3 separate regions of the Homo sapiens genome follow, and all the other regions are linked to region 3. A link is a contact called in ENCODE Hi-C or POLR2A ChIA-PET data. All regions are on one chromosome and are shown on one strand. Each heading gives the region's core, a stretch centred on a gene start or an enhancer-like site at or near the end of the contact. The rest is flanking DNA. Distances are from core to core; before and after follow the strand shown.

The links. A loop is a pair of places that touch in the nucleus more often than their neighbours do. ChIA-PET counts read pairs that join two places held with the same protein, here RNA polymerase II (POLR2A). Pooled maps may share reads with other maps.
Region 1: a pooled map shows a loop between it and region 3 (2.2-fold over the local background). The contact joins two enhancer-like sites. A Hi-C loop is called at or near these places in 1 of 50 pooled maps. POLR2A ChIA-PET finds 5 or more read pairs at or near these places in 3 of 52 experiments (BJ, H1 and activated naive CD4-positive, alpha-beta T cell).
Region 2: a pooled map shows a loop between it and region 3 (3-fold over the local background). The contact joins two enhancer-like sites. A Hi-C loop is called at or near these places in 2 of 168 maps with a recorded cell type or tissue (esophagus muscularis mucosa and gastrocnemius medialis), 3 of 37 single-sample maps with no recorded cell type and 4 of 50 pooled maps.

The regions. Positions count from the first base shown.
Region 1 is chr4:123,810,447-123,813,146 of GRCh38, reverse strand. All of the region lies in intron 3 of LINC01091 (long intergenic non-protein coding RNA 1091), which reads right to left. Among named protein-coding and RNA genes, the nearest start is that of LINC01091, 160 kb to the right of the region's middle. Within about 2 kb of position 1,311, at least 3 of the 41 ENCODE cell types and tissues checked have a DNase peak (open chromatin) inside an H3K27ac peak, as active enhancers do.
Region 2 is chr4:123,776,013-123,778,712 of GRCh38, reverse strand. The region is part of intron 3 of LINC01091 (long intergenic non-protein coding RNA 1091); the gene reads right to left. Among named protein-coding and RNA genes, the nearest start is that of LINC01091, 130 kb to the right of the region's middle. RefSeq lists an enhancer at 2,400-2,459. Within about 2 kb of position 1,277, at least 3 of the 41 ENCODE cell types and tissues checked have a DNase peak (open chromatin) inside an H3K27ac peak, as active enhancers do; they include gastrocnemius medialis, where a contact is called at or near this core.
Region 3 is chr4:124,017,556-124,020,255 of GRCh38, reverse strand. No RefSeq gene overlaps it. Among named protein-coding and RNA genes, the nearest start is that of LINC01091, 370 kb to the right of the region's middle. Within about 2 kb of position 1,360, at least 14 of the 41 ENCODE cell types and tissues checked have a DNase peak (open chromatin) inside an H3K27ac peak, as active enhancers do; they include gastrocnemius medialis, where a contact is called at or near this core.

The DNA.
Region 1 (2,700 bases), core at 62-2,561, 210 kb after region 3:
AGCAAATTAGCCTGATGTGATTATTGAAACTTATTAATGAAATTCTCCAGGAACTAGGCCTTGATGATAATAATATACAAAATAATCCAAAAAATGAAGTCATTCTTGGGTTATTTTATAGTGCCTTTACAAATTAGACACAGTCTTCAATAACAACATTAATATGTTCTGAGGATTTGCCACACAAATACAGACATTATTATCAGATAAACACATAATGAGAGATATTTGGAGCTGTAGTACTCTCAACTGGGCAAGAATCTGTTGTCAATGTTTTATAACTGACAATACAGACCAGTAAAGGTTTGGCCATGAATTTGTTCCAGCTACTCACAGTATTGGCCTCATAGATAGAAAATATCCCTACAAGAATAAGCCAAACACCAAAAGATGGCATATATTTAAAACTCCATAATATAGTATGGCTTTGGGAATATTTTTGTTGGACATTATGACATAAATATTTTCAATATTTATGAATTCAAATTTCTCTCAAGAAATTTTTTTAAAGATTAAAAAGTTCTCCAATGACTACGAAAACTAACATAATTTCTGCTGCTTCCAATTTCAACAGCCAGGTTCACAAACTTCATCTGATTTTCAACCACTCATTTCCTAGGTTTAAAGAAAAAGTCCTTATAATAGCTAAGGTTTCCAATAAAGCCACTCTTTAGAGGACTGGTTAGATAATTACTCCAAGCTCCATTAAGAAATGCCCCATTCCCAACACATATCTAGCAGCACACCTGTGTTGTCTGCACAGCCTGGCCTCCTGTCATCTCCATGTGAGTGTTTCCAAACCCATGTGTCTTTTGGGTCTCCTCCATTCATAGAGGGACATAAGTGGAAACGTTTTGATGTATGTTAATTGATGTTTGTCCAAACATTATGAAGTAATAATCCACAAAAGCCACAGAAGCTTTTACAAAGCAAAGTGAAGGGAACAATCAAAGTTTTGGGTGGATTACAAGTCCACACCCGGGCAAAGCAGACTTACAGCATTTCGTCCTTCCACAATGATACTATAAATGAAGCAAAGAAATGTTTGTTCTCTTATAATCCCCTCTATTATGTGGTCTTGTATGTCGTCTCACGCAATTGGTGCTGTTTTACACTGCAAGCTTGCCATGGGGCAGGGCATGGTACAGGGCTGTCGGCTAGATCCACACCATAAACCGAGGGGACTTGAGGGTCTGGCACGTCCCTGTTAAGTGAATCTCTGAAGTAGAACGAAAAGACTCATAAATCAAAAGGAACAAAAAGGTTTAAAAAGCTGAAGTGAAAGTGAGCCGAATGCATTCTCAAGCAAAACCAGGAACAACTCTAAGTTGTTGCTCAGTGGAACACTCTAACGTTTGCTTCTGTTTGGCAAAAATAAAAATAAAGAGCCCACATATATATAAAATGGTATCCTAAACCTCTCCTTCAAACTATACAAAGAATAAGTTTTAGCTGTCTATAAATGAGAAATCAGCAGACTATAATCATGAGCAAAATTGGTAAAATTTGCTGTGTAATCATTTCAGCTGCAGTTTATTTGAACACTAAGAAAGGACATAAATTGACTCACTCCTATTGTGGTTCCTTGTTTACATAAAACAAGACCTTAAAAAGCATTAGCAACTTTCTATGTTCACTTAATTTCTTGGAATTATGTAAATATAAAAAAACCAGAGTGTCGTGTGTGTGTGTGTGTGTGTGTGTGTGTGTGTGTGTGTGTGTGTTGCATATACCCCTTCTGCCTGGCAGAAAGCCAACTTTACCATTCATTGTCATTATACAAAGCTAACAGTCATGTCTGATTTGAGACAGACAATAGGGAGTCAACATATTAATAACATGGTAAATATCATTGATATAGGAAGTATTTAATCTGCCCTTTTGCTACAACATTGAAAAAAATGTGTAGAGACATTTTTCAAAGGTTGTTTAGAAATCACCTATGCTACGTTATAGAGGATTAGGGTTTATGACAATAAATTGAGCACTATGTACACTGAAAACAGAAAACAACTATCTGTTAAATTATTGAATAGACATCAGGAAGACATAATAGTGTGTGGGGGGGGGTGTGGGGGGGGATGTTCTCTATTCAGTTAAGTCCAAAATAGCTAAAGTGGAGGAAATTTTAGGAAAATTTTTCCAGTGTAAGAATGAATGAGAAGCATCAACATGTATGTTATCTACACTCTTTATCTCTGTTAATTTAAAAAAAAAATCTCAAAAAGGAGATTTTAATTTGTCACTGATTGGCAAAGGGAGTAGCTGTTCTTGGGTCCAGTGTTCATCCAATGACTGGGGAAGAAGTCATGGGATCTTGTTGCTTTGCCAGAGACTATGGTGTGATAATTTTTCCTTTAAAAGGATGTGAGTAGGGCAGACAATGAAATGAATCTATAAAGACATTATCAGAACAAATTTGAAGAAAAAATGACAGAAATGTTTACTCATAAATTTGGGGCTGAAATGACCAACTTTCCAGGAAATGCACACTGTTTCTGGGAAGGGGCAGTTTTCTACCCAGATAGACACTTGATAATTTGGAGGAGGAGAAGGATGGTCCCAACAATTGAAACACACATGAAGTGAACTGCAATCAAATATCACCTAGAAAGACTCTCACATATAAAAGGGCAGTAGTCAATAAGCCCTCCTCTTCACCAAACCAACAGTCCATGTGTGGAAGGCAGCCTGATCCCG
Region 2 (2,700 bases), core at 28-2,527, 240 kb after region 3:
AGAGATTGGGGTGGGGGTGCCACACACTTTTAAATGAGCAGATCTTATAAGAACTCCCTATTCCAAAGACAGCAGCAAGCCATGAGGGATCTGCCCCCATGATCCAAACACCTCCCACCAGGCCCCAACTCCAGCATTGGGGATTACAATTCAACATGAGATTTGGGTGGGGGCAAATATCCAAACTATATCAACAGGGGACATTTTTTACTTATCCACAGTCCTTAACATGATTTGTGGCACAGAGTGGCCATGTAAATAAATAAGTGATAGAATGAATGAGTTGAGTGAATATGCCATGAATTAATGAACCTAGAATAATAACTCATTATTAAATTCAGCAGCAACCAATATCTCTACCCTATGACTGGTGTATTGTCACTAACAAGTCCTAAGGTAACGAATTTAAACACGTAGTCAATCTAAAATGGGAGATGTAATAGAAAACATATACAAAGATAAACATATAAACAAAATTAGCCATGGAAATAGCTACTTATCCTGTTTATTACTGATTAAATAACAGTTTATATTAGGTAAAGGAAAAATCAACACCCTTCTAAACTTACCACAATTTTAAACTTAGGGACCATCATGAAACCAAAGCCTATATTAACTAAAATTCCCTCTCTCTGTTTCTGTTTTTACAGGTATTTAAGTTTAATAATATCTACATTTTCACCCAGATCTTTATAGATGCAAGAATTATAATACCAATGAAAGCTTTAAATATGATACAAATGACCTTGTAAAGACATTTCATAAACTCGTTCATTTAAAAAAGTAACAAAATGTTTCTAACACAAGGATACATTTTTAAGAGAATAAATGGGTGTTTGAATGAAAATAGCATGGTTGATTTATATTCTTTTTCCACCAAAAAAATACAATTGGAGGTAAGAGTAAGCAGAGGTTCTCAATGCTGCAAGATGGCTAACAGTATATAAACCATCCACAATGAGCTATTCATCCCTTCAGTTCAATTTAAGAGAAAAATAAATAGGATTTTAGGCCTCCAACCTTTACAAGGACATACAGTGCTCTGAGAGTTCCACTTGGCTTCTGTCTTTGTCCAAATTATCTTACATTCCAGAATTCTAGAATCAGCCCACACCAGATGGATTTTTCAAGTTTATTTAGGTCTAAACTTGAAGCCCACAGGAAGTATTTTGAGCAGCTCCAGGGTTTGAGATGTGGAAAGGCTCTCTAGGGCTTACAAACAACCACTTTGTGTCAAATTAGCTCAATGTAGTTGGCAAGAGACTGACTGTGCAGCTGTACGGAGTTGCATTGCCAGTCCCTTAGCTACCAGAGCCATTGACCAGCTATTCTGGCTCAAAAAGGATTAATCGAAATCATCAACATTTGTTCTTCAAGGTCTTATTTCAAAACTGTTAATGTTATATTTTTGAGACCTCTGAGATTTCATAACAATTTTTGTAACCTGTTTAAACATTCAATCACAATGTCAGGAAATCCTGCTTTCTAAATTAAATTCCTCCTGGTACAACTGAGGTCCTTTTCCATGTTGTCCCCTTTCGGGAGATCAAGCATATTATAGTCACTGTCTTCTGAGAAGCTGTATCCCTCATAGCTGAAGGTAGTCATCCTACTTAATATCTCCAAGGTCTTATTTTATGATCATATCACCATCTGTGTGATTCTCCTCAGAATCATTCCCAAACTCTTCTTTGTAAACCACGAAGTCTTACGCTGGAAGTAGTACTCAACATCACTTCATAATCTCCCTTTAGCAGGGGTAGTTGATGCGTAATTTAGCTGTAAAATCTTCAACAAGTACTCTGCCTTCAACATATATATCCTCATAGTACCACATTCACAGTCCCTGTAATTTCACAGAGGAGTGTCCAGAAAAATGCCATCTACACTCACCATTTCCTCTCCCTACCTTTCTCCTCAACTCAGGAAAATCTGGCTTTTGCTCAAATAATTAAAATTGGTTTTGCCAAGATGTGAGTTGACAAATCTAATGAACACTTTTTGTTCACATCTCAATAGACTTTTTGGCAGTTTTTGACTCCCTTGCTGTCTTCTGTCTTGGTAGTATCACTTTTCCTCTACCTCTCAGGAAGCACCTTCAAAGTTTTCTTCAAGGCTCCTCTTTGTCTGTCTTTTAAATGTTGATTATCCCCAAGGTTCCTGTCCAGGCACTCTCTGTCTCTCTCTCTCTCTCTCTCTCTCTCTCTCTCTCATCACATCTGCTGTTCCTTACTCTCAAAGCTTTAGCTACACCTACATACCAGTATGTGTTAGAGCAATGTCTTCAGTTTAGATCTTTCTCATAAGTTTCAGTTCCCTTTGTGCAATGCCTGCCAGAAATTGCACCCGCATAAGCACACACTCTTCAAACTTAAGATATTCAAATCTCCATCCCTCATAAGGCTACAATCATCCTATATTTTGTGTGTAGTGAATGGCACAGCATTTACCAGAGTCTCCAGCTAGAAACCTAAGAGTCATTCTTGCTTATTCATTCATTCATTCATTTACTAAACAGCTCTATCTTTGCATCTCCCCAATCCCTGCACTGTACAACGTACTTGGGATAGAATAGTAAAGAAAGCAACAAAGTCCCTACCCTTACAGAGTTTACAGATTAGTGACAGAACAGAGATTAAATAAACTACAAGCTCACACTCACCAGCCCCCTTCTAAAGTAGGCCACAACTCAGTTCCCTG
Region 3 (2,700 bases), core at 111-2,610:
GAGCAAATAAACAAATGCTTAAAATAGGGTGTGATGAGAACTCCATGCAGGAACACAGTATAAAAGCACTGCATGGAATGGGTGTGTACATCAGGAAAGGGGTTTTATGTTAGGTTCTTCCAGAAGCCAACTCAAAGATTTCATTTCAAGCAAAAGGTGAGATGAATAAATACAACTGGAGTAATAGGGAATTGAGTAGTGGGAGAGAGGGAAGCCAATGAAGGATTAATTTTCAAGCAAGTTATCAGTGTGGGTAACTGGAGCTCAGTCAGTCCTGCCGGGGAGCTCTGTGGGGAGCCAGTGCAGAACATATTCAGCATTATCTCACCCAGGGGTGAGGGAGCTAGGAGATTTCTATATGAGAGTCACAATGAAAAACTAGAAAACGTAGTGGTAATTGTCATAGAGATGCCATAGGATCTGGCTAAAGAACAAAACTCATCTTTCACATTTAAGTCTTAATTTAGTAGCCCTAATTAAGATTTCAGTCATGGGGAAATGTTTCTGTTTTATATCACCAGAGAAGAAAAAGATTTGGTTAATACTTAGAATGCATCAGAAACATTCAACCGAATAATTACATATTGATGTAATAACAGAGTATCCACCTCTCAGCATGAAGCGTGTATGTGTTTTTTTCTGGTTCCTTAAGATGCTCCATACACAGGATCTGCATTTGCCACCTTCTATAGTTCAGGATTCTAATTCTTACAAATGAGTTGACTGTGCAAATAAGGCAGCATATCTCTGTGTTAACATTCATTTCTCTTTTACTTCATTTCTTTAAAGGTTTCATAGAAATCTTTTTTTTTAACAAAGGACTATTCCACAATATGACAATAAACTGGATTTCTATAGTCACAGGAATAAAAGAAAATCCACTGAGCTTATAGAGACAGCTCTTGATTTCCACCTGAGCTTGTTTTCCTTGCAGCAGCCTAGATTATAAATCACTCAGAACTTCCCTGCATAAGCGCCTCCCTTCACCGTGACTTCCCACTCCCTTATACTGCGTGCACTCAGTGCCTTATCAAACTCTTAGAGTGCTAACCCATCAGGGATCTTATCACCTGCAGTTTTTATGGACTGTTCAATAATGAAAATAGAGAGGAGTTTGAACTCCTTGACATGGAAACCTTCAAGAAGCTATGGAATGTGGTCACTGGTATTTCTGGTATCTTTTAAATGTCAAGAGAGCAGAATTTCTCTTGTCAGTTGTCACAGCAAGGCTAACAATTAAAGCCATCTGCTCTTCATTTCACTCCCCAAGGGCTTCTTTCATTTTTCATCAACTTCCTGTTGTTGACAGCACAGTTCCTCCCAGTTTCTCTCTGAAACTGTGAGGTCACCACCAGGCTCAGGCCATTCCGTGAACTGCTGATTTGGTTCCAAACTCCAGAATGCCCTTTGGCCCAGGAGCTCCAGCCTCCAGTAACTGGAACCCCAGGCATATCCAGATCTGGAAGAATGTCAGCCTTTCCCTAAGCAATACAATGAGGGCAGTGGGGATGCCAATGCCAGAACCTGCATCATGGCAGATCCGGCTTGGCTTGGGACCTTTTTCTTTAAGAAAAAAACAGAAAGAAAGGAAAAGAAGAAATAGGGAAAGAATAAAGGAAGAAAGGGAAAGAGGAAGGGAAGGAGGAAGAAAGGAAAGGAGGGAGGGAGGAAGAAGGAAAAAATGCACAGGAAGAAAACAGAAAAAAAAAGGAAGAAAACAGGGAAGGAAATGGAAAGGAAAGAGGGAAGGGAAAAAAAGGAAAGGGAAGGGAAGAGGTAAGAAACGAAAGAGGGAAGGAAAGACGTAAGGGAAGTAAAGAAGGAAGAGAAGGGAAGGAAAGGGGAGGGGAAGAGAGGAGAGGGGAGGGGAGTGGAGGGGAGGGGAGGGGAAGGGAGGGAAGGGAAGGGAAGGGAAGGGAAGGGGAGGGGAGGGGAGGGGAGGGAAGGGAAGGGGAGGGGAGGGGAGGGGAGGGGAGGGGAGGGGAGGGAAGGGAAGGGAAGGGAAGGGAAGGGGAGGGGAGGGGAGGGGAGGGGAGGGAAGGGAAGGGAAGGGAAGGGAAGGGAAGGGAAGGGAAAGGAAGGGAAGGGAACTAAGAAATCTCAAAGGTGAACTAACTATAATGATTCAGACCAATGATTTTGCTTATTAATGTACTCAAATGAGATCTTTGTTGTTACTGTGTTGTTACTTTGTTGTTACTGTGAAAGTGCCACAAAATGATAAGAAAAGTAATCCCATTACTGAGAAGGAAAGCGTGTTACAGTTCTGGGGATAGAGTTGTTTTTCTGCCTGATATCTAAGGTCATTATATATAATTGATATGCTTATAAAACTTGTGAATTCATAATATAACATTTAAATAAACTCATTTTTCAACCCAATCCAGAAAAAAAAACACAAAGTTTCTAGAAATTCTATTGGAATAAAGATCATGTATAGCTAGGGAAATAGTCTTTATTTCAAACAGAAATTCTAAAATACCTTATCACAGTTGTTAATAAAATTTTCAGTTTTATTTTTACATTTCTAACCAAAGCTAACAAATACATATTAATGAATAATTCTCTAGCTCTGTAGATAGCAGAATCAAACAAGTCATTTCAGGGCCCCACACATGTAGTATTTGCCTGGTACGGGTGGAGTTTCATTTATTTTGGAGTAGCAAATTAGTCACTAGAGAGATGCACGAACTTAGGTCT